Regions from separate parts of the Homo sapiens genome. Here region 1 is linked to region 2. A link is a loop called in an ENCODE intact Hi-C map of the cell type or tissue named here. Cell type or tissue: adrenal gland. All regions are shown on one strand. Links, peaks and the distances in the headings refer to the core of each region. The heading gives the core; the rest is flanking DNA. Region 1 overlaps CD81-AS1 (CD81 antisense RNA 1). Region 2 holds the start of LOC124902612 (a long non-coding RNA gene).

Region 1 (12,017 bases), core at 14-8,013, 52 kb before region 2:
ATGCAAATCAAAACACAGCGAGATACCACGATGCACCCATCAAGATGGCTATAAATAAAAGAGACAGACAATAACAAGTGTTGGCAGAGGTATGGAGAAATTGGAACCCTCCTTCATTGCTGGTGGGAATGCAAAATAGTGCAGCCACTTCGGAAAACAGACTGGCCGTTTCTCAAAATGCTAAATATAGAGTTTCCATAAAAATCAGCAATTCCAGTCCTAGATATACGTGTGTGTGTGTGTGTGTGTGTGTGTGTGTGTGTGTGTGTGTGTGTATCCAAGAGAAATGAAAGCATATGTCTGTATAACAATATGCACATGCATGTTCATAGCAGTACTGGTTTGTTTTGTTTTGTTTTGTTTTGTTTTTTGAGACAGAGTCTTGGTCTGTTGCCCAGGCTGGAGTGCAGTGGCGCGATCTTGGCTCACTGCAACCTCTGCCCCCCGGATTCAAGAGATTCCCCTGCCTCAGCCTCCTGAGTAGCTGAGATTACAGGCACGCATGACCGTGTCTGGCTAATTGTTGTATTTTTATTAGAGATGGGGGTTTCACCATGTTGGCCAGGCTGGTCTCAAACTCTTGGCCTCAAGTGATCCGCCTGCCTCATCCTCCCAAAGTGCTAGGATTACAGGCATGAGCAACTGCACGCAGCCAGCACTAGTTTTAATAGCTAAAAAGTGGGAACAATTCAAATGTTCATCAATGAATAAATAAATAAACAAAATATCGGTCTATCCATACAGTGGAATATTATTCAGCCATAAAAATGAATGAAGTACCGATACGAGCTACAACATGGATGAACTTTGAGGGTATGATGCTGAGGGAAAGAAGCCAAACCCAAAAGACCATTGTGATACCATTTTTTTCAAGTGTTTAGAATGGGCAAATTAATGGAAAGTAGATTGGTGAGTGGCTGCCTGGGGCTTCGTGGACTGGGTGGGGAGTGGCTGCTAACAGGTGCCTACGGGGTTCTGTCTTTGGGATGTTGAAAATGTTCTAAAAGTAGGCAGTGGTGATGGTTGCACAATTCTGAGACTACTCTAAAGTCACACCAACTAAGTCTACAGTTTATGCTAAGTTTTATGTCATAAGAATTTTATCTCAATAAAGGTATAAAAGACCTTCCAAAGGCCAGGTGCAGTGGCTCACGCCTGTAATCCCAGCACTTTGGGAGGCCGAGATGGCCAGATCATGAGGTCAGGAGATCAAGACCATCATGGCTAACATGGTGAAACCCCGTCTCTACTAAAAATACAAAAAAATCAGCCTGGCACGGTGGCGGGTGCCTGTAGTCCCAGCTACTCGGGAGGCTGAGACAGGAGAATGGCTTGAACCCAGGAGGCGGAGCTTGCAGTGAGCCGAGATCGCGCCACTGCACTCCAGCCTGGGGGACAGAGCGAGGCTCCATCTCATAACAAAAAACAAACAATCTTCCAAAATACCAATAAAACCAACCAACAGAGAAGGCTTCAGATGTGTGTTGCTGGAGGCAGTGGGCTGGGGAGGCTGAGGCTCTGGGCTGGGGAGGCTGGAGGCGGCCACCCTTCGTCAGGGACATATTTGCCTTCCTCCAGTTGGTCTTGAGTTGGGGGCAAAAATAGGTGAACTGGCAGCCGTTAGCCGTGGCCTGAGTCTGTGGCGTGATTGCTACAGAGGTGTGGTTTGGCTTCCAGGCTTCTCAGGGGTCAGAGTTCTACTGACATACGTGATCCGGCCGCTGCCCGCTGGCATGGTTAGTCTTTCCTCCTTGTGTAGAAAGCCAGGATAAAAACTGCCCTATGTCCAGCATTGACAGGCAGGGCTGAGTGCCATCTGGGGCCTGGGGCACATGTGTAGCTATCTTCTCCAGGGGCTCCTGGCTGGCACTATTCTTGCCCAGGGGGCCCTGCCCTTGTAGGGCTCCCAGTGTAGAGGGGGAAAACATGAAATAGTTGGACACGTCAGTCAATTCAAGAATTTGGGGTAGTGACCCCAGCTACAGAGAAACCAAGAGGTAATGGGAAAAGGAATGATTTGGGGCCTAGCAGTCAGGACCAAGCACGCCGGGCAGGGACAGTGCTCTGAGACCTTTGCCTGACACTTGGGGGATGAGGGGGCCCTTCCAGGCCCCGGGTATAGCAAAGGCCCAAGGCCAGAGAGTGTTGGAGGGGACCCTGGGGCGAGGCGGGGCTGGGAGCCTCCGTTACTGCGCGGGTGCTCAGAGGTGTGGAGCCCTGGGGAGCAGGGCACGCAGGGCCCGAGTTGTGCTTTCAAACCTCTCTGGTCGAAGGGCAAGAACAGACCTTGGGGCCAGATGGGAAACAGGGAGACCAGTGATTGCTTCCTGCAGGGGCCAGGCCAGAGCTGACAGCAGCTGGGAGTGGAGGCAGAGATGGCGGAGAGGTCCCAAGAAAAGGGCCCTCTCTGCTTTCAGGACAGAAATAGTTCCCCCTTGTGAGGTTTGCAGGGGGATGCAAGGCTTGGGGGGCAGGGAGGGGAGGGGACCCCAGGGAGGAGGGGAGGACTGAGCACCAGAGGGTGTGGGGTGCTTTCAGGTTCATGCATGCATGCATGGATATGGGGTGAGATGCGGGACTGGGCACACCCCATGGGGTGGGCCAGGGGTGGGAAGCCTGAGCATGCAGTGCCCAGGGGGGTCTCGATGAGATGTCCCGGGGGTCTCTTTGGAGACCCCAAGTCGTGGGATCCCCTAAACTCTCCGGCAGTTTGTGTTGATGGCATGCGGGGTGGGGATGGGAGTCTCTCCCGGCGCTGCAGGGCTCTGGGGGCCTCCCCTTCGTTCTTGCTCTGGGTGGGAGACAGGAGGAAGGAGCAATTCAGAAGCCCGGCAGTAGAGAGGATGCTGTAGGCACAGGCTGAGGCCTGGTTGGCCTCTGAGGGTCCATGATCTTGACCAAGAGCAGCGGGCAGTGGCCAGGCAGGGCCACGGAAGCCCAGGATGGACATCAGAGTGGTGCCCTCCCATGGAGATCTCGTCCCCTCAGAGGATCCCGGCCAGCACCTGCACAGCCTGGCGCACACACTGTTATCATCATGAGGACTCCTGGGTATGAGAAGGGCTGGTGAGGCTCTGATACCATCTCCTCCTCAGGATCCCTGGCAGGCAGCAGAATCCAGAAATCCGGGCTGAGCTGAGCAGGGGGAGTGTGGTTGGGGCCTCCCGGGTGGGCCCAGGAGGCTGGTGGCTATACTCTGTGACTCTGTGGGCCTGGCTTGAGGGGGAAGACAGTGAATAGTCTGCCTATTTACTGTCTCCAGCTGGGGCTCCCCTTTGCTGATGGGGTCCCCTCTCCAGGGTGTCTCCCCTCCACTGAGGGTCTCCTCTCCCTGGACCAAGTGACCCCTGTCTGCATTTGCAGGTTGGGGACAGGTGGGGCTGGCTGGCACCTGTCATTGATTTATTAATAAATCAATAATTTTGGGGGTGGCTGCCTGCTGGAGGTGGGATGGGTGGTGGAGGAGTCACCTTCACTCTTGTCTAAACCCATGAGTTTTTGTTCAACACTGGGATGGGGAAAGCAGCTTGTTAGGACCCTGTTCCCTGAGGAGGGATGGGTGAGGCTGTTGGGGTGAGGCTGTCTGTCAGCCGTGACCAGAGCTGGCTGAGCTACCCTAGGCTTCATGTCCCCAGGTGCAGCATAGCCATGGGACGCCCAGGGGCCTCTGATCCCCTTCCTACAAGCTGTGTGTAGTTTAAAGGGGCTGGGAGTGCAGAAGAGGACGCGGGCCTGCTTTTCCACACTGGCTCCGTTCCCTTCGTGCGGGTGCCAGCCAGGCCCGGCCTTTTCTGGCCAGGGTCACCGTGTCCTGGACCCAGCCCTGACCCCTCCATTCCCTACCGTGTTGTCACCATCCCCTGTGAGGAGGGACCCCTGAGGCCTCTTTCTCCCGCTCTAGAGGCTCTTCCGGACCCCTGATCCTCACAGCCTGGGCCTCCCCAGAGGCTTCTGGGGCCACTGGTTCCCCGTACAAGCTGATACCAGCCGTTAATGACATTGCCTTGTTTACTTCAGCATGAGCTGGGCCACAGAGGGGAAGCTGTGTTGCTGAAGGGGACTCTGAAGATTACCATTGGAGGGGCTGCCTGGCTGAGACCTGAATAAGTGAGCAGTGCCCAAGAACAGAAAGGGGAGGTTGTCAGATGCTGGCCAGCACTGCCTAGCCCCAACCTGCAGACACAGATAGGGCGGAGGGGTCACCCAACCCAGGAAGGGGAGCTCATCTATGGAGGGGAGCCCCCCTGGAGTAGGGACCCCATCAGAGGACCCCGTCAGCAGAGGGGAGCCCACCCGGAGAGGGGACCCTATCAACAGAGAGGAGACCTAGCTGGAGAGGGGACCCTGTCAGCAGAGAGCAGCCTCACCTGGAGAAGGGACTTCATCAGCCAAGGGAGCCCCAGATGGAAAGGAGACCCTGTCAGTGGAGAGGAGCCCCAGCTGAAGAGGGGACCCCATCAGTGGAGGGAGCCCAAGCTGAAGAGGGGACCACATCAGTGGAGGGAGCCCCAGCTGGAGAGGGGACCCCATCAGTGGAGAGAGCCACAGCTGTAGAGGGAACCCCATCAGTGGAGGGAGCCCCAGCTGGAGAGGGGACCCCATCAGCAGAGGGAAGCCACAGCTGGAGAGGGGAACCCATCAGCAGAGGGGAGCCCACAGGGGTATCCAGAGGGAAGGCCAGGTTGGGTATCCTGGGAGTGGGAAGTTGGGTCAGAGGTGAGGCTTTTGCAGCGAGCAAGCTTGTTTCAGGTTGGGAGTGCCCAGCGGGCAGTGGGGGTTGGTGGACGCAGCAGGGAGGAAGTTCCAGGGTCTTTGACAGCGGCTGCTCCCCACTGCAGAGCTGACAATCTCTTGAGGACTCCAAGAATGAACGGATGGCCAAGCCTGGGCCTCCAGTGGGAACAGCGCCACCGTGGAAGAGGAGGGAGGTTGTCCTCATGTAGGGGGCAGGCTGGAGAGACAAGCTTGGGGTGGATGATGGTTTGCTTCTTAGGTGAAGGAAAATGAAGAGCCACCTGCAGCCATCGCTCTGCTCTCCAAATCAATCCTGAATAACTGGGAGAGAAAAACTTAAAAATGAGACCAGTGAATGGAATGGGAGGTGGGATGGGGATGTGGCAGAAGAGGGGGCCGCCCCACTCCTGTTGGACGTGGGGGCACTGGGAGCCACATGCATGCCAGGGACGCCCAGCCCCTGGCCCTGGGCCAGCCTCACTGGCAGTGGCTGGGGACAGTGGGTCTCTGTGCCTCCTCCTCGTCTCTGCGGTCCCTGGCTGGGTGCCCACCCTCTCCCTCATCTCGCCGTCTGCCTTCCTTTCATTTCTTTTTGGCATGGTTCTCTCACTGTCCAGGAAGGAACTTGGCGTCTTGCACCCCAGGCGGGCAGAGCCAGGAGCCCAGCTGACCCAGAAGGGCTCGGGTGGAGTGGGTGGGTGGTGGGAAAGCAGCTGGAGCCCCCGAATGCAGAGCCTGCCCCGTCTGCCGTGCCTGGAGGGCACCCCTCACTCCTCAGGCTCTCCAGAAGGTCAGCTATGGGGGCAGGGTCTGGGCCCATTCTGGACCCTGCTGTATCCCAGGGACCATTTAAATGGGGGCCTGGCACAGACTAGGGGTTCAGTTGTTAAATGAATAAGCAAAGCTCAAAGCCCCCTATGTTCCTTGCCTGAGCCAAGAAGGAAGCCTGGGCCTGGCTTCTGAGTCCACCCACCCTCCTTGTGAGGTAGGAAGGCAGTGGCATTGCATAACTGACCACCTACAGGACCGGGCCACGCCGAGAGGGAGCAGGCGCCTTGATGCTCCTAGATCGTCGGCCAGACTCCCCCTCCCCAGTCCTTGGAGCCTCCTTGCTTCTTCAACCCCTGTCAGAGTCCGTGGGGCAAGGTGAGACTGGGAACACTGTCTCCTCCCCCAGACGTGGCTGATCTCAGCCTGGAGCCCCACCCCAGGGCTGCACAGGACCAGGGTCCAGATCATCAGCCCAGGATGCACGGTGGACTATGTGTGCCCAGCACTCGTGCACCGAGAGACCCGTCTTGTTTCCCATGAGCCCCTCGGTGCTGGGTGCCGGGTGAGAGCATAGCCCTGGTGATCCTGGTGGTCTTCTCCAGACTCTGATGTTTCCTTCCAGTCTCCCGGCCCTCCCCTCAATGTGCAGTGTGTGCGGGTTGAGGGGGCTGCTGTGGTCTGAATGTGTCCCCCATCTCTGTAATCATGATGGACTAACATCATTGTCGTGGGAGCGGGCTCTGACAGAAGGATGAGTTTGGTCCCCTTCTCTCTGGCTGTCTCTCTCTCCCTCTCTTTGCCCTTCTGTCATGGGATAAGGCAGCACAAAGACCCTTGCCAGAGGTGGCCTGTCGATCTCGGACCTCCCAGCCTCTAGGACCAGGGGCCAATAAGTTAGCCAGTCTGTGGTTTTCTGTTCTAACAGCACACGATGGACTAAGACCACAGGCCAAGTCTCCCCAGTGTATCACCATTAGGCCACACCCTGATACGGTTTGGATCTGTGTACCTGCCTAAATCTCATGTTGAATTGTAATCCCCAATGCTGGAGGTGGGGCCTGCTGGAGGTGATTGGCTCATGGGGGTGGATTTCCCCCCAGTGCTGTTCTCGTGATAGTGAGTTCTCATGAGACCTGCTTGTTTAAAGGCATATGGCACCTCCCCTCTCTCCCTCTGGGCTTCCTCCTGCTCCGGCCACGTGAAGTGCCAGCTCCTCCTTTGCCTTCCGCCATGATTGTAAGTTTCCTGAGCCCGCCCCCAGAAGCCATGTGGATGCCAGCACCATGCTTTCTGTACAGCCTGGGGAACTGTAAGCCAAGTAAACCTCCTTTCTTTATGAATTACGCAGTCTCAAGTATTCTTTATACAGTGCAAGAACGGACGAGTACACCCACTTTGTCTAATCCAATCACACTCTGCATGACTCTCCATCAAACTCCACATAAAAATACACGGGTTTCCCTCTTCCCTTGGGTCCTCATTTCTTTTTCCTTTTCTTTTTCTTTTTTTTTTTTTTTTTGAGACGGAGTTTCACTCTGTCACCCTGGCTGAAGTGTAATGGCGTGATCTCGGCTCACTGCAACCTCCACCTCCCGGGTTCAAGCAAGTCTCCTGCCTCAGCCACCCCGGTAGCTGGGACTGCAGGCACATGCCACCATGCCCGGCTAATTTTGTATTTTTAGTAGAGATGGGGTTTCACCATGTTGGCCAGGCTGGTCTCGGAACTCCTGACTTCAAATGGTCTGTCCACCTCGGCCTCCCGAAGTGCTGGGTCCTCATTTCCGAAGGCTCCTATACGAGATGAAACTTATATTGAATAAATGTGTCTGCTTTTCTCTTGTTAATCTGTCTTTTGCTGTGAGAGCCTCAACCATGAACCTAGTGACGAATGAGGAGACAAATCTTTTCTCCTCCAGGTGCTTTGGACATGCTGACGGGTTCTGTGAGGGTCTCACTGTTTAGAGAAGCAGGACTCCCATCACAGGGCCACAGGCAGGGAGCACACCACACCAAAGACAGTGGGACGCCCAGCCGGGCCGGGCTGGGACCCAGGGAAGCCCAGGAGGAGACTGCCCTCTGCCCCACTCGCCTGGGAGCACCTCCCCCGGGGCGTTCTTCCAAATCTGGTGCCTGCCTTGATGTGCTCCCGATTCCTTTGCTCCTTGTCCCAACACTCCCTGTGCAGGCTCTGGAGACAGAGCTCTGATGGCTCGTGGGTCCCCATCACTTTCACTCTTGGCCATGTCAAAGGCTGCTGGTCTGACCCTGAGTCCCTCTGCAGTGCCCCAGGGGTCCAAGGTCCTGTGGGTCAGAAGGAAGGGCCTTGCCCCACCCCACCAGGGGCTGTGGATGGAGCCCCCAGCCAGGGCTGTCATGGGAGGCTGTGAGTGCCCACACCTGTCCAAGCAGCTGCAACTGCGGTTCTTCCTGGAGCTGTATACATCCAGCCCTTTGGGCGTCTGCCCACTCTCCCTCTGGCGGAATGTGACCCACCTGCTGGTCTGATTCCATGATAGGAGAACAAGCATGTTGCAGTCCCGACCTTCAGTGCCTCATATGTGACCTTATTTGGAAATAGGGTCACTGCAGATGTAACTAAGATATGGCCATTAGTATCCTGCTCAGATCTGACCGGTGACCTTAGGAACAGGGGAAGTTGGATGCAGACGCACACACAGGAAGGACGCCATGTGAAGGTGAAGGCAGAGATTAGAGTGATGCTCCACGAGCCAAGAAACACGAGGCTGCCTGGGAGCCCCAGAGGCTGGAGGGACTGGGCAGAGGCTGGAGGGACTGGGCAGAGGCCACCTCGTAGCCCCCGAAGGAACCAGCCCCAACAACAACTTGAGCTTGGACTTGAGGCCCCCAGGGCTGGGGAGATAAATGTCTCTGTGAAGGCTGCCAGACTGTGGCGCTTTGCTGTGGCAGTCCTAGCAGACGACTGCAGGAGACTTTAGTCATGCTTAACAAGCAGCCCCGATTGGTGCAGACCCATCAGAATGGGGCTGGCCACGGCATTGAGTGATGTTCCAGAAGCTGTCTGTCGTGCCCTGCTTGGACCCTGGGGGAAGGAACCGGGGTGGCCTCTGGGGGACACCTGGAGGCTCAAGGTAGGGGTCGTTCAACCAGCATGGAAGCCGTTCTGTGTTTTAACAACCACCTGGGTATGCAGATGCACACCACTCAATATCAGGCCTGTGAGACAAGAAACACCCTCAGGTCCCAGGTGGGCATGGCTTCCATGTCAGCAGAGCTCCAGGCCCAGGCACGACCTTTGGAATTTGTTGCTTGCAAACTGTCTGAGGTTCGGTTCCCCAAGAGACACTGCCAGATAGAGACATGTAGGTCAAGGGTAAAGTGGCAAGTGCTCTTGGGGACAAAGGCTGTGAGAGAGGGAAGGAGCAGGTGGGGGCAGCTGAGCTGTGCTCCACTCGCAAAGAAGGTTTCTGATGATGCCTCGGGTGCTTTTGGAGCTGAAGGGGCCCTTTAGAGAGGCCATGAATTCAGGTGAAGGACCTGACCTGTTGCTTCCTCCATCGACCATTCATTGGGTAGAGGTGGCTTCCAGGGCAGGGAGAAGCCATGGGTGAGGCAGCTGCCTTTGGCTGAGGGCATTTCCTCGGGAGGAGCAAGCTGAGAGCTGTGGGCAGCTGGCTGGACCAGTGCTGTGGTCCCGCTGGGAGGGACGGTGCAGTGCACAGCAGTGAGCATCTACCATAGTCCTCCATGATGTAGATGTATAGATATAGAGACAGATACACGGAATGAGATAGATAAATAAGTACAGATCCATAGAGATAAAGACAGACAGACAGACAGATAGGCAGGCAGACAGTCAGATAGACAGGCAGACAGGCAGACAGACAGGCAGACAGGCAGACAGACAGATAGACAGGCAGGCAGACAGGCAGATAGACAGACAGGGAGGGAGACAGATAGACAGAGAGACGGACAGACAGACAGACAGATTGAGATTACCATAGAGATAGAGATAGATCAGATAGATATAGAGATGTAGACAGAGATATAGATATAGGTAGACATAGATAGAGATAAGTAAAGATACAGGTAGCTAGCTCGGTAGCTAGATAGATAGCTGGATGGATGGATGGATGGATGGATGGATGGATGGATGGATGGATGGAAGAAAGGGGGTTTATGATGGGAATCGGCTCACATGAGTATGGAGACTGAGAAGTCCCATGATTTGCCCTGTCTGTGCAAGCTGGAGACCCAGGGAGGCTGGTAGTGTGGCTCAGTTCAAGCCTGAAGATCTGAGAACCAGGGAGGCCGACAGTGTAACTCGCAGTCAGAGGGGCCACTGGTATAAGTTCCAGGGTCCAAAGCCCAGAGAACCAGGAGTTCTGATGTCTAAGGGCAGTAGGAGGTGGGTGTCCCAGCTCTGGTGGGGGAAGAGAGAGCAAGAGAGCACGAATTCATCTTCCCGTTCTGCCTGGGCCCTCAGTGGATTGGATGGTGCCCTCCCACTTTGGGTGAAGACAGATCTTCCTTATTCAGCCCACGGATTCAATCGCCAGTCTCTCCGGAAATGCCCTCACAGGCACACCCAGAGATAATGCTTTCATGCTCTCTGGATATCCCTTCATCCAGTCAAGTTGACAGCTGAAACGAACCGTCACAAGTTCACTCCTTGTCAGCTTGGAACCCATACACACCTCCTTAAACCGTACTTCATCTCCAAATAGACAGCAGCAAGGTCATGGTTCCAACTAACATGTGATGACTGTCCCGCATACAACCAGACACGCACTGACTCCTTCCCTGGAAGAGGAGGTGAAGTCCTCGAGTGATGTCGACTCTCCCGATATCGCACGACCTCAATACTGTCATGTAAAATTCACGATACCTTGATACTGAGACAAAATCAATAGATCTTATGTTACATGATAAAGGAGTAAGAGAGGAAAGAAAACAGATATTTGCTTAACTTATGTACACATATGCACAAATGCTTTCTTAACAAAATGGAGAGGAAACACTCGTGAAAGTTGCAATCCTCATTTCTGCTACTGGCCAAGCTACAGGAGTACCTGGTGTTTATAACCACTGCCCATTCTGTAGTCCCTTTGCCCTCAGCAAGCACCTCAGCCGGTAGTGGTTCTGTACCTGGCCAGGTGACCCAAGGCCTCAGTGCTTAAGGGTCTCGGCCTTGCTGTAGTTTCCTAAGGAAACTTGCATTGCTGTGCTTTCCCAGGGATTATTTTTTTATTATTATTTTTTATTTTTGAGACGGAGTCTTGCTCTGTCGCCCAGGCTGGGGTGCAGTGGCGCGATCTCGGCTCACTGCAAGCTCCGCCTCCCGGGTTCACGCCATTCTCCTGCTTCAGCCTCACAAGTAGCTGGGACTACAGGTGCCTGCCACCATGCCCGGCTAATTTTTTGGTATTTTTAGTAGAGATGGGGTTTCACCGTGTTAGCCAGGATGGTCTGAATCTCCTGACCTCGTGATCCGCCCGCCTCGGCCTCCCAAAGTGCTGGGATTACAGGCGTGAGCCACCGAGCCTGGCCCCAGGGATCTTAACCACAGGGTGTGGTTACACTTAAAGAAGCCCTAAGGGGCCTCCTGCATTCCCCGTGCTCTTCCGCACCTCTGGTGTGGAGTGCAGTTCGATGTCCCCTGGGTCCTCTGGATCAATCCCCAGCCAGCATCCAAACTCTCTTATCGGCCTGTTGATTCTGAGGCTTGAGGAGCCCCAACTGCCCAGGTGCCACCTTAACTTCCAGTTCAATGGAGTCATTGTTGTGTCTCCTGGTGGCAGCATTCCTCACCTTGGAACCAAGGCCCCTAGGCCAGCAGAGCGTAAAGTCATGGGAACAGGAAACAAAAACACTGCTAGTGGGTCACTGGGGCTGATGGTGGGTGGTGCCACTCCCACTTCTGCCCCTTGGTTCCCGGACGGGTGAATCCTGACTGTGGGAGAGACAGCTCCACATATTGGACACTGATTCAGAGCACGGACAGCCTCCTGGAGCAGCACCTTGCCCCAGCCCTGCAAGGGACTGCCACCCAGCTTGTGCTGGAGCTGTGTCTGCAAAAGCCCATTCCACCGTTCTATCACGCCAGCTGCTTCAGGATGATGGAGAACACGGTAAGACCCGTGAATACCACGAGCATGAGCCCACTGCCACGCTTCTTTGGCTGCAAAGTGAGTTCCTTCGTCAAAGCAATGCTGTGTGGACAGCACGGCATTAGATGAGGAGTTCTGAGCCCACAGATGGTAGTGACGACAGAAGCACTGTGTGCAGGGAAGACAAATCCATATCCATGGCAGGCGCCTATCCCAGTGAGAACAAACCAGCGCCCCTCCCATGATGGGAACCGTCCAGTGTCACCCACCCGCCCCCAGGCACCGGGCTCAACACGCTGGGGAATGGAGCCTCAGCGCCCCTTCCATGATGGGAGCTGTCCAGTGTCACCCACCTGCCCCCAGGCACTGGGCTGATCACTCAGGAATGGAGCTTATCAGGCTGAGTGTTGGTCTCTGCTGCTG
Region 2 (12,017 bases), core at 1,626-9,625:
CCAGTGACGATGCCCATGTGGTCTTGTTCCTGTGTGGACTGAGCCACTCAGTTGTGACCCAGGGACCTAAGGGTCCTCTTGGGGTCTTGGCTGACCAAGGCGCCCTCGGAGCCTGAGCCAAGCCATGGTGGAGGCCACAGTGCCCGTCGAGGAGAGCAGAGTTTGCCCTCTGTGTCCAGGACCTCTTCTCGCTTGGATATACAGCGCTCGGTTTCCCCTGGGCCTGGGTGGAGACTGAGCCCTGTCTATGGGCATCAGGTGTAGTCTGACCTGGGTGTTGTTTGTCTGCTGAGTCCTGTAGCTGGACAGGCTGGGCATACTGTCAAGCGCATGGGGTACTGTACTCTAATAAGGTTCTTGGAACCCGTGGCAGACAGGCAGCCTCTGCCCCAAGGGAGCTGTTGCTGCCCTGAGGCAGACATGGAGGGGAGGGGAGCCGCCGTGGCCCAGCCACAGGGACTCAGCTTACCAAGCTCTTCCAGACACCCCTGCACTGCAGCCGATGCCCGATCAAGGTCAGCAGTGTGCCGTCCCGCCCCGCAGAAGCGCACCACATCTCATGGGAGACCGATTGGTCACCTGGCCAAGGGCTGACTGGCTTTGGACGCCTTCCTTCATGGAGAGGGTCTAGCTTTTCCCAGGGACGAAGGGAGGACATTTAGTGCGGAGGGGACAGAATCATTTAGGAGCACAGCTGGGAGATGCCACCGCAAGACTGCAGTGAAGTCCTATAGGATATGGCCCTGCTCCTTGATGCTCCCCCACTGGCACTATTTCCACTTCATGGGGGGCCACACCCCCCTATGGAGGTTAGAAGGGCCCCAACATTCCTTCTCTCTTGTTAGCCAAGCTACATTAGGGCCTCAGCCTAGGCTGGGCCAACTTGGTGTTCGACCCGGGACTTAGAACCTTCAACAAATTGTGCAAACATTCAGGGACATCTTCCAGCTGTGGTCTTAAATGATCCGGTTCCCCTCTCCTTGCTAACTGTCCTGTCTTCATCCCTGGACCGTGCAACTATGAGATGATGGGAAAGATGACTGCACTTAACCCTTCTTGATCTGGACCCACTCCCCTCCACTAGCACTGCTTCCTCCGGCACCGGCACTTTCCTTCCCAGCCTACTGCCTGCTCCTGCACGTACTGCTGTTTCCAGCCAAGGCATCGCCTTTACAGCCAAAGGACAGGGCAGTGGGGAGACCCCATGGGATTCACTAGGGTTCCATGTACCCTGTCCCTCCACAGGACCCACCCCTGTGGGATGGTGATCTGGCTTCTCAGGACCACTCAGGATTATTTAGGAGCTCAGCTGGAAGATGCCACCACAAGACTGCAGAGAGTCCTACAGCATATGACCCTGGACCCTGGTGAATGGTGCCGTTCCCCTAAACCAGAATCCACAGGCCGGGGGCCTACGGGTGAGAGTGAGGGCAGCACTTATGGTTGGAACATTCACAAAAGTTTACCTCTTGGCCCTGTTAGTCCTTACTCTTCTAGTTTGGAGATTTATTTTAATTTATTTATTTTATTTATTAGCATTTATTTATTTAGTTAGTCATATATGTGTATATATGTATACACACACACACACACACACACACACACACACACATATATATATATATATTAAATTTTTTTTTTTTTTTGAGATGGTGTCTTGCTCTGTCACCCAGGCCGGAGTGCAGTGGCGCAATCTTGGCTCACTGCACCCTCCACCTCCTGACTTCAAGTGATTCTTCTGCCTCAGCCTCCTGAGTAGCTGGAATTACAGGCACCCACCACCATGCCCAGCTAATTTTTTTGTACTTTATTTATTTTTATTATTTATTTATTTATTTGAGATGGAGTTTTGCTCTTGTCACCCAGGCTGGGGTGCAATGGTGCGATCTCGGCTCACTGCAACCTCTGCCTCCTAAGTTCAAGCGATTCTCCCGCCTCAGCCTGCTCAGTAGCTGGGATTACAGACGCCCGCCACCACACCTGGCTAATTTTTTTTGTATTTTTAGTAGAGATGGGGTTTCACTATGTTGGCCAGGCTGGCTTTGAACTCCTGACCTCAAGAGATCTGCCTGCCTCGGCCTCCCAGAGTGCTAGGATTACAGGCGTGAGCCACTGCCCCCCGCCTATTTGTTTATATTTTGAGACAGGGTCTCACTCTGTCACCCAGGCTGGAGTGCGGTACCGTGATCATGGCTCACTGCAGCCTCGACATCCTGGGCTCAAGAGATCCTCCCACCTCAGCCCCCTGAGTGGCTGGGACCACAGGTGTGTGCCACCATGCCTGGCTAATGTTTTCTTTTTGTTGTTGTTGTAGAAACAAGATCTTGCCATGTTGCCCAGGCTGGTCTCAAACTCCTGGCTTCAAGCAGTCTCCTGCCTCGGCCTCCCAAAGTGTTGGGATTACAGGATTGTTGGTGGGAGATGGGGCCACACACCCTCTATGGAAGTTAGAAGGGCCTTGACATTCCTTCTCTTTTGTCGGCTTCATTAGGACCTTGGCCTAGGCTGGGCCAACTTGGCGTTCCACCCAGGACTTAGAATTTTGAGCAAATTGTGCAAACATTTAGGGACCATTAGAGCTAATTCGTCATCAACGTGGTCTGAACGTCCAGTAAGAGTGGGTGTGGCAGGCAGAATATCTAAAATGCTCCACGCTTCCCACTAAATGTCCTGCCTTAATCACGGACCATGTGGCTGTGAGATGATGGGAAAGCTGATAAGATTTCTCTTTCAAGAATTCTGACACAGGCTACAACACGGATGGACCTTATGGACATAACAGTAAGTGACATAAACCAGACACAAAAGGATGAATCCTGTGTGACCCCACACATATGAGGTTCCTGGAGCAGCTGAATCCATAGAGACGAAAAGTGGATGGTGGGTGCCAGGGACCGGGGCAGAGAATGGGAGTTGGTGTTTACTGGGGACAGAGGTTCAGCTTGAGAAGATGGAAAGTTCTGGAGATAGATGGTGGTGATGGTTGCACAACAATGTGAATGTATTTAATGCCACAAACCATACACTTAACAATGGTTAAGATGGTAAATTTGATGTGATGTATATTTGACCACAATTTGCTCAATGCACCATTGCTGGTTTGAAGGTGGAGGGACCACAGGACCAGGGACAAGGACTTGGGAACCTCAGTCCTACAGCCATGAGGAGTTGACTTGTCAACAGCCTGAATGGTCCTGGAGGCAGATGCTTCCCCGGAGCCTCCAGGTGAGAGTGCAGCCCACCAAGGCCTGACGTCAGTCTGAGAGACCCCGCTCAGGGCACCCACTGAGCCCACCGCGACTTCTGCCCTGGAGAGCTGCGAGATCATAAATGGGCACTGCTTGCAGTCCTTACATCCATGCTGCTTCTTACGCAGCATAGAAAACCAGTGCAGCTTGTGTCTGGGTGGAGCCCTCCAGGCCGTGGGCCACCAGTGTCTTGCAGTCTGCCCTGGGCTGCTGCCTCCAGTGTGGTTTCCTTTGTGCTTGCTCCCAGCCCGTTCCCATGGAGGGATTTGGTGAGCTACCCCTTACCCTTGCATCTGTTCCCAATGGAGCCTGGCTCTCTGGCTGGGCCTTCACTCCCTTCCCTCCTCACAGCTCGGACCCTCCCCTCAGGGATCCCATGAGGGCTGACAGCAGGGGCGTCTTCACCTCTGTGGGCAGCCAGGTGGCAGGAGAGGGGCAGAGGCGCAGCATCGCTCTCCTGCAGCCACCGAAGACTACCCGAGCATCCTCTTGGACCAATAGCAACTGCTTCGGAGTGGAGACAATGTGTGGGTCCACCCTGGGAGCATCTCAAGAGGCTGGGCTCCTGGGGCTGGCGGCCACATGCTCTGAGGAGCAAGGGGATCATGGGGCTGTGGTGGAATGTTCTACAGGGGACCTGTGAGGCTATTGTGGAATGTTCTAGAGGGGATCATGGGGCTGTTGCAGAATGTTCTGGAGGGGATTATGGAGCTGCTGTGGAATGTTCTAGGGGGACTGTGAGGCTGTTGCAGAATGTTCTAGACGGGACTGTGAGGCTATTGTAGAATGCAGAGGACCCAGGGATGAGGGCTTGGATGGCCAGGAAGAGCAAGTGGGTGGGTTAATGGGCATGGCAGGCAGAGACGGGCCAGGCTCCGTGGGGGCAGGAAGAGCTGCCTGGCTGTGGGTTGGACCCTCCCTGCCCCCTAAGCATGAGGAGCTCTGGGGTATTCAAGCACAGAGATCCTGGCCTGGGGCTATAACCTGGAGGCCCAGAAGCATCCATCTCCAGGTCTTGGTAAGGCCTGGGGGTAAGCAAAGGGGGGTCCCCATGTGGGCCATGGGGTGCGGTGCATTGGGTCTGGAAACTCTCCAGGTCTCCCACCCCACCCTGGTGCTCAGCCACCCCCAAAGCGTTTCCTCTACAGTGTCAGCCTGGGGCTTGGTCCCGGGGCTCCCTCCTAGCAGCTGGCAGAGCAGATGCCTCTCGAGCAGAGCTGGAGGACCCTTCCAGAGGGTGTGGGGGCAGGCAGGGGGCCCTACCGTGGGGTCAGGGTGTATTTGCCCTTGCGGTCCAAGCTGCAGCCACAGCGGATGGCAAACCACAGGAAGGAGCTGAAGAGCAAGGCGGACACCTGGGAGGGAGACACCCGCGGCTGCCCCACTGCCCCAGGGTGCGGGCGCCCCTCCCCAGGAAGCATCAGGACTCTGCAGTGTAAGGGGGCGGCCCAGCTGTAGGAGGCAGGCCCTGTCACACCAGAGCAGCTCCCTGAGGTTGGCAGCCAGTGAGGCTCAAGACCAGAGATCCTGTCCCGGGTCACCCTTCCATCTGAGTCGGGGGCTGGGCAGGCTGAGGGGCAGGAGGTGGGAAGGGGCAGTGAGGGAGGCGAGAGGGTACCGTGAGGGCCAGGCCGATGCTGGTCAGGCTGGAGGCGACCTGCTGGTGTGTCCTCAGGAAGCTCCGGATGCCCTGAAGGCAGTCCTGTGAGAGGGCAGCAGGCATGGTACCCGCCCTGAGCGGCCCTCCCTGCCTGGACAAGCGGCCTCTGTGGGGCCATGGAGCTGCAGCGCCCACCTAGGCCAATGCCAGGGCAGCAGGGCGGCGGGTGCGGCACATTCCTAGGAAGCCCCCAGGGCTCTAGGGAAAGGCAGCACGAGCAGGTGAAGCCCAGTGGGACAGGGCTGGCCTCTGTGGGCACTCTGGCACTGCCCTGGGCCCGGCCGGTGCCGTCTCCCAGCTGTCCTGAGCGTCCATGTTGGGCCACACGTTGGCTCCCCTGGGCCGGGCCACTTCGAATTCACTCTGGGTTCCCAGCATCCAGCCCAGGGCCGGGCACAGCACCTTGGTGACCAGAGGGTGATGGCTAACAGGGAGGGCAGGAAGCCAGCTGGTGGAGGGGTGTGAGGGGGGTCCCCGCACAGTCCCAGCTTCCTGGTTCCATCCCAGGCTTCCAGTGCCACCCCAGGGCATGGCACCCAGAGGCATCTTTTCAGAAAAGGGAGGTGGCAGGCCTGTCTCTGAACCCTGGAGATGATGGCAACTGGGGCGGCCTGTGGAGGCCTCCGCAGGGTCTCAGGGCTCACCCTCCTGTCCCCCGCAGGCAGGTCTGCCTCCCTCCCGCCCATGCCAGCCCATCTGGGTGGCTCCGTGCCTGCCGCCTGTGCTGGCTCTTCCGGCTCCCCAGGAGGCTTTGCAGTCGGGCCCATGGCCCTGCCATCCCAAGGGTGCTCGAGGCAGGCCCTCGCTCCTGCTTTTCAGTCGGGGGCCTTTTCAGTCTCTCCTTGGGTGGCACAGGGGTCCTGACTGTTAGCCCTGCCCCCAATGCCGCTGGTCCCTCCCCAGCACCATCCTCAGCGCCAGCCCTTCTGCCCTCAGAGCCTTGGCTGTGGCTCCACCCCTCACCAGGCCTCCAGCCATTTGCTCTCCTCCCCTCTGTTTCTTGGAGGGTCGCCAGGTGCCTCCCACTGTGAGATAGGGTGGGTTTGTTTCCAGGACAGTAGGGGAGGGGAGCGGGGAGGGGAGCAGGGAGGGGGCAGGGTGGGCTGGGGGAGGGCTGCCGGGCACCAGGAGAAAGAGAGGAGGGCCCAGTCTCTCCCAGGGCCCTGGGGAGGAAAGGCTTCCTGGCCTCGGGCCCCGCTCTGTTGTTGCTGAAGCCCTGGCCACACCCTGGCCTACTTCTTCTCCTCTGAGTGCCCTTCAACTCCTTCTGATGCCCCCCAGGACGCCTGCACCCTTCCCCCTAGACAGAGCCCACCACACCAGCCCTGCAGCCCTTGGCACAGAGCCCTCATGGGTGCACTCCAAGAGGCTTCTGTGGACTTAGCTGGCCTTGGGAAGTCCCCAGGCTGGAACTGGCTTGAAGGAGTGAATGGCGCATGGGGCCTGCGTCCAGCTGGGCAAAGGGGCCTGTGTTTATGTCTTGAGCCCAGCCTGGCCACCCAATGGGCTTGGCGTACCATGAACCCTAACTAGCCTCCGATCACATCAGAACCTTCCCTGAGCCCTTCAGCGGCAGTTCCCAAGGGTCTGGGGAGGCCAAGGGGTGGGGTGGGAGGATGGCCCTGGGTCTTGGGGTTGGGCCCCAGGGTGTCCAGCCCCCGAGGGTCTTGCCTGGCCAGCATCCAGGTCCCCCCCTCACCTCTCTCGCCGCCTCCTCTCCCTGACACAGGTCAGCCTCTGTGCTCCCCAGACGGCTGAAAGGAGACTTCTTCCCACAGCACAGAAACTACAGGAACAGAAGGGAGGGAGTGGTGATGTGCTCCCGAGACCCCAGGAGGCGGGCAGCACATATGGGGAAACTGAGGCACCACAAGTATCCAGGTGGGGTTCCCTGCAGGCCAGGGCTGGGGCTACTGGTATTGCAGCTGCTTCTGCTGGGGCTCCAGCCATTGCACAGCCGGGCCCTGGTAAGGGGAGCTCTCTCAAGCTGCGCTGCCTGCCTGCTGGTGACAGAACACCTGCTGGAGCCAGGCAGCTTCCCCGCCCTGTTCACAGGGCCTGTGCGCTGTATGTGCTTTTATTTTTTCTTTTCTTTTTTTTTTTTTTTTAAAGTAGAGACAAGGTCTCCCTATGTTGCTCAGGCTGGTCTCGAACTCCTGGGCTCAAGCAATTCACCTGCCTCAACCTCCTCCCAAAGTGCTGGGATTACAGGTGTGAGCCACTATGTTCGGCCCCGTATTTGCTTTAATGCTCTTGAAATCCTTCAGTGTTTCTGAATACAGGGCCCTGCCCTCTCGTTTTGCACTGGGCCTCGAGAATCTGGTAGGCGGCCTTGTCCTGGGCAGACAGAGGGTGGGAGCTTTTTGCCCCCAGCCCTGAGGGGCAACTCTGGCCTGTGTCCTGGAACCCCCTCGGTGCCTGGCCAGACCTCTCACTGGCCACCCTGCGCCTGTTCTCTGAACTGCAGTCCAAGCAGAAGCTGACCGCCCTGCCACCCAGCCGTCCCCACGCTCACCACGTCCTGGATGGCCGCCAGCTCCTGCCGCCGGACGTGGGACGTACCTTTCATCGCCTGCTCATATACCAGGTCGTAGGTGTCCAGCATGGCGTCCTCCACCTGCACCGAGAGACCACAGGGAGGTCCTGGCCCTGGTGGGAGATCCGGGGACACAGCCCCCTCCCCACGACATCCCAAACGCTAGTGGGCCCTTAGTGCTGAGTGACGTCCCAGCACTGCCCTCCTTGTAGCAGGTGGATCTCCCCAAAGCGGAACCTGGGTCCCTGGGCAGCCAGTCACAGTGCTTCCCAACATCAACGATGGGGCCTTCACACAATGGCCGTCAGAGTGGCCCTCCTGCCCCCAGAGGGTCCCGCAGGATAAAGCAGAGGCCAAGCTCTGCGTCCGCCTCCGCTGTGGTCTTACAAGGTTGGCCCACAGAAGTTTCCAGCACGCTACTGTTGACCCGGAAATGGGGGATGGGGCTGGGCCTGGTGGAAAAGGCTTGAGAGACCCTGTGCCAGGACCTCAGCTCCCAGAAAGCTTGGGGATTCTAGATCTTTCCCAAGAATCACCCGGCTGCCTTCTGGAAGCCCGGGCAGCTGGGCTCCGGGTAAGGCTTTTGACCAGAGAAGCCTTGGGCACCTGAGGCCAGATCTGGGTGGACGAGGCCACTGTGGGGCAGGGGGTGAAGAAGGTGGAAGGTGACGGGGCCTGGCTGGATGTGCTGCCTGCGCTCCACACCTCACCAACACCTGGACCTCATGTCTCCACCCTCCTAAGCAAGATGCTCTCCCCTGCCAAGTTACTCCTTCAAAGACAAACTGGAATCTCGCCTCCTACAGGAAGGCTTCTGTGACTGCTCCAGGAGTCGCTGGTCTCCTGGCACAGGGCGAGGCCCTCTTTGAGGTCCCTGCCCTCTGATGTCTCCTTCCTGCCTCAGAGGCCCTCAGTTCTCCCCCAAATGCCATGCTGACAGTCAAGACACATGAAGGGGGTGCTCAGCAGCTGCCCCAAAGGGCTGGGGGAGGATGGAAGCCCCAGGCCCGCTCTAGCCACTCACACCTGCCCTCCAGAAAGGAAGGGTGGCTTACGGCGGTCCTCATTGCACTGGGGCCCAGCCCCCGTGGCAGGCCCTGACAGCGGCCAACTGGGCGGGCAGTGGGCAGTGGAGGCTCTCGGTCAGCCCTGCCCAAGCCTGGAGGCCCCAACAGGAGTCAGATGGACTTTCCAGGCCAAACTTGGCTCCTGACCCTAATGCATCCCTCCCATTGATGCTAATAAAAGTCAGACCACTCTCCGTGAGTCATCCCCGACTCAGCCAGCCTTGTCCTCCCCGCAGTGCCCAGGGGCGGGCAGGCACCAAGCTGGCCACACCACTGTCGGCCAGGGCGGGGGCCTTGTTCAGCCTCAGCGTCTGTGAGTGTGAAATGGGGGTGGAGTCTGGCCTGGCCATTGTGTCCTCGTGGGTGGAGGTCCTGGTGAGGACTGGAGGCCCAGCGGAGTGGGCCCGGGGGTTGGCTCGGACCTCCCCTCCTGCTTCCCTCCCAACTCCAATGACTGTTCCCATTGTCAGGCGCCTGCCATGGCCCAAGGAGGACAAAGGTGCCTCTGAGGCTGTGAGCAAGGTGTCATTATTACCACAGCATGGGCGAGAGTGACAACTCCTGCTAGTGGCTGAGGGGCCTGCTCTGCCTGCCCTGCCTGGCTCTGCCTGCCCTGCCTGCCCTGCCTGCCCTGCCTGGCTCTTCCTGCCCTGCCTGGCTCTGCCAAGCAGCTCTCCCCACGACTGGGGAAGCAGAGCTCAGCGAGGTAGGCCTCCTACCCCAAAGCCGGTTGTCTGGCCCTGGAGGGCCCTGGAGGCCGGGCCGGCTGCTCTCCACGGGGCCTGGGCTCCTAGGTGATGCTTCACCGTCTGTCTCCATTCCAGGCTCTGGGGGCTCTGAAGGAGCCTGGGGCCTGTGTTTCTCAGGACACCTGGGGGAAGGTGCTGCCTGACAGGTATCAACGCACTAAGCTCCGTCTTCCGGTGCCCGGGGGCTTTTCCCCATGACCAGATCTTCCCTGGTGTCTGCCTGGGCTTGGCGACCCCATCCTGTGTCTGCTGAAAGTGCTCAGGAAGGTACAGACAGGTCCTGAACGGCAGGTGGGGACCAGGAGCTGCAGGAGGCCTGTGGACCAGCCCCACAGGTACAGAGCTGGCTCTGGCCTGAGCCCACTCGGCGGCTGGAGGATCCAGGGAGGGTAGTGGCTCCAGGGTGGGGCAGACTGTGAGGACGAGGCTGCACCCCACACTGCTGTACTTAATTTGAGCATGAATTATTCCCGAAGCAGACTCGTCAGGGCACAGGGGGAGGGTTAAGGCAAAGTGGCTCTCAGCCCTCGAGGAGAACGTAATTAATAGCCCTCAAGCTCCACATTCATCCCTGAAGCCCGGTCCACGCCTCCTGCCCGCATGAGCATCCCAGGGAAGTGGCAGCCAGGACTCCCTGGGGCAAGAGTTGGGGAGGTGGAGGGGCACCCCACTTTCAGCTCTGGGCCCGGGTCTGTGGCCACAGGGCACCACCAAGGGCATGTGGCTGGTCCCTTCCCTCCTCTGTCCTCTGCCTTCCCATCCGCAGGGGCACCACATGAGTCACCCTGACCCTGTGTTCAGGACACCTCAGTGGCCCTGTGGGGAGGGACAGGGGGAATGGGTGAATGGGCCGGGCTGGGCTCTGGGCCCCCGGCTCTCACCTCGACGTTTCCGGTGCCAACAGCTTGGGGCCTTTGGCCTTTGCCACTGTCTAGGCTGCCAGCAGGACTTTGTTGGACAGGGAGCCCAAGGTTGAAGCCCATTCGGCTCTGGTGGGCCCTGAGGGTGGAGGGCAGGAGACGGGATGTGCAGCCGCCCCTCCTGCTCAGGGCCCGGGCCCTGGCACCAAAGCCACTCCATCCACACCCAGGACAGCTTCGAGCAAGTCCCACGTCCTGGAGGACCAGCCTGGGCAACGGGGCACGGCAGGAGGCACGCAGGTGAGGAGGAAGAGTCTTTGCACACACCTGGCCATTCCCACCCATGCAGCCCCTGGATCTTGGTGCTCCCTTCACAGAAAAGGAAACTGAGGCCCAGGAAGTTAAAGTGGCTTGCCCAAGGGCGGCCCAAGGACACTGACTTCATATTCAGAGCTCCTTCACCCAGGCCACCTCCATGGCCACCAGGCCTGACACAGATGATGCCAGAAGTCAAGACCCACTGGGAGGGGCAGATGGGGACCAGAGGCCCAGGAGGAAGCCCCAGTCCCCTGCCTGGGGTCAGGCAAGGCCCTGAGAACTGACCCCTGAAGGGCAGCTGGGCGCACGGGCCAGACAAGGACCATGTGTGTGGGGGATGCTGCCTGGGGCTGGGACAGGCCATAGGTGAGCCCGGCTGGGGCATCTATCTTCTTGCACCCCCTTCCCTTCCTGGAGAGCAGGCCCCAGCTGCGTTCTGTCCTGTGGCCCCTGTATGGCCCCCTCCCCTCCAGAATTGTGGCTCCACGATCAGAGCCATAAACACACAGAAGCATGGGGCATGGGCCGCAGCTGCCCCAGACGAGCCCGGGGAACCCTGGCAGCTGTCTTGACCTCGGCCACCCACACTGTGACCCAGACCTCAAATGAGCCAGACCACCCCTCAGTGGACAGGAAACGTGAGGCCGAAACACGGACCTGGCCCAGCTCACCACCCTGGTAAGACTCCTGTGCCAGTCCTCAAAGCCACAGCCCTCTTCTGGGGGCTCAGCCCCTCTGGGATCCTTCTGGGCCTGATAAAATGGTGTTTCTCCCACCTGGTTCAGGCGGTTCCTCCCAAATGATGCCAGGGGTGGGTGGGCACTTTGGGGCCAAGAGCCTTTGTCGTAAGCCTGGAGCCCCCATCCAGCCCCGGCACTGCCAGGGTAACCTTGAGCTCCCCCCACCCCCAGAGGGCCTGAGTCCCCCCATTTGCAAACCACGGTGGGGACCACCACACTCAGGCTGCCAGCACAGCTCAAGAAACTGCACAGCAGGCCCCCTGCAGAGCTCAGCCAGAGGACCTGCCTGCTACCAGCCTCGGTATCTCTCATGGCCAAGCCTGTGTTTGAGGGCCCTGGGCAACCAGGCACTTGAATACACGAGGCCACTAGGACTCCAGCTAGGGCTCCAAGAAATCACCTCTTGTGACCTGCCAGGCTCTCCTGCCCCACTCCATGACCCTGCCCGTGGCTGTCCCTGGTGCCGCCCGGCTGCCCTGGGGGCTCTCACCAGGTCTGGCTCTCAAGGGGAAGGTGGGGCTGGCTCTGCTACCGAGCTCTCATTCTCTGCTGGGCCAGGGAGGCCTCCTTCCTCTCCAAGCTGCTGGCCTTTCCACGGGGACGCCCTTGGCCCCTGCCCACGGTCAGCTAGGCCGGACCCTCCTCCAGGCAGGTCAGCATCCAGGACGGAAGGATGGGTGCTGTTCCGTGGAGGGGGTGGAGGCTGCGACACCCCAGTCCGCGGGTCTCCAGGTCCCTTCCCCACTGGTACCGTCTGCCCCACCAGGCCATCAGGAGCGCTGGCCCTCAGGTCTCATTTTCTGGAACACTCTGCTCCTTCTAGTCAACCCCTAAGGCCA

Evidence for each region. Peaks named below come from ENCODE experiments on the same cell type or tissue, not always from the same donor. Only the 100,000 strongest peaks of a DNase experiment are listed, where the experiment ranks them.
Region 1: a loop joins it to region 2, with 2.0 times the contacts of the local background. A loop is called at or near these places in 55 of 110 quality-filtered maps.

Annotation. Positions count from the first base shown.
Region 1 is chr11:2,359,725-2,371,741 of GRCh38, reverse strand. The region is part of intron 1 of CD81-AS1 (CD81 antisense RNA 1); the gene reads left to right. It overlaps LOC105376520 (a long non-coding RNA gene), which reads left to right. Exons shown (of 2, transcript XR_930983.2): 2 at 1-267. Among named protein-coding and RNA genes, the nearest start is that of CD81, 12 kb to the left of the region's middle. RefSeq lists an enhancer at 10,871-11,659. In adrenal gland, for the core only: no CTCF peak of the experiment used is centred there; no DNase peak of the experiment used is centred there.
Region 2 is chr11:2,309,162-2,321,178 of GRCh38, reverse strand. TSPAN32 (tetraspanin 32) reads right to left here. Exons shown (of 10, transcript NM_139022.3): 5 at 7,424-7,525; 6 at 6,608-6,694; 7 at 4,867-4,950; 8 at 4,512-4,603; 9 at 3,654-3,835; 10 at 2,975-3,316. The coding sequence ends at 3,255. LOC124902612 (a long non-coding RNA gene) reads left to right here and starts at 6,692. Exons shown (of 2, transcript XR_007062552.1): 1 at 6,692-6,789; 2 at 7,376-8,714. RefSeq lists an enhancer at 8,016-8,621. In adrenal gland, for the core only: no CTCF peak of the experiment used is centred there; DNase peaks (open chromatin) are centred at 6,078 and 6,175; H3K27ac peaks cover 1,341 bases.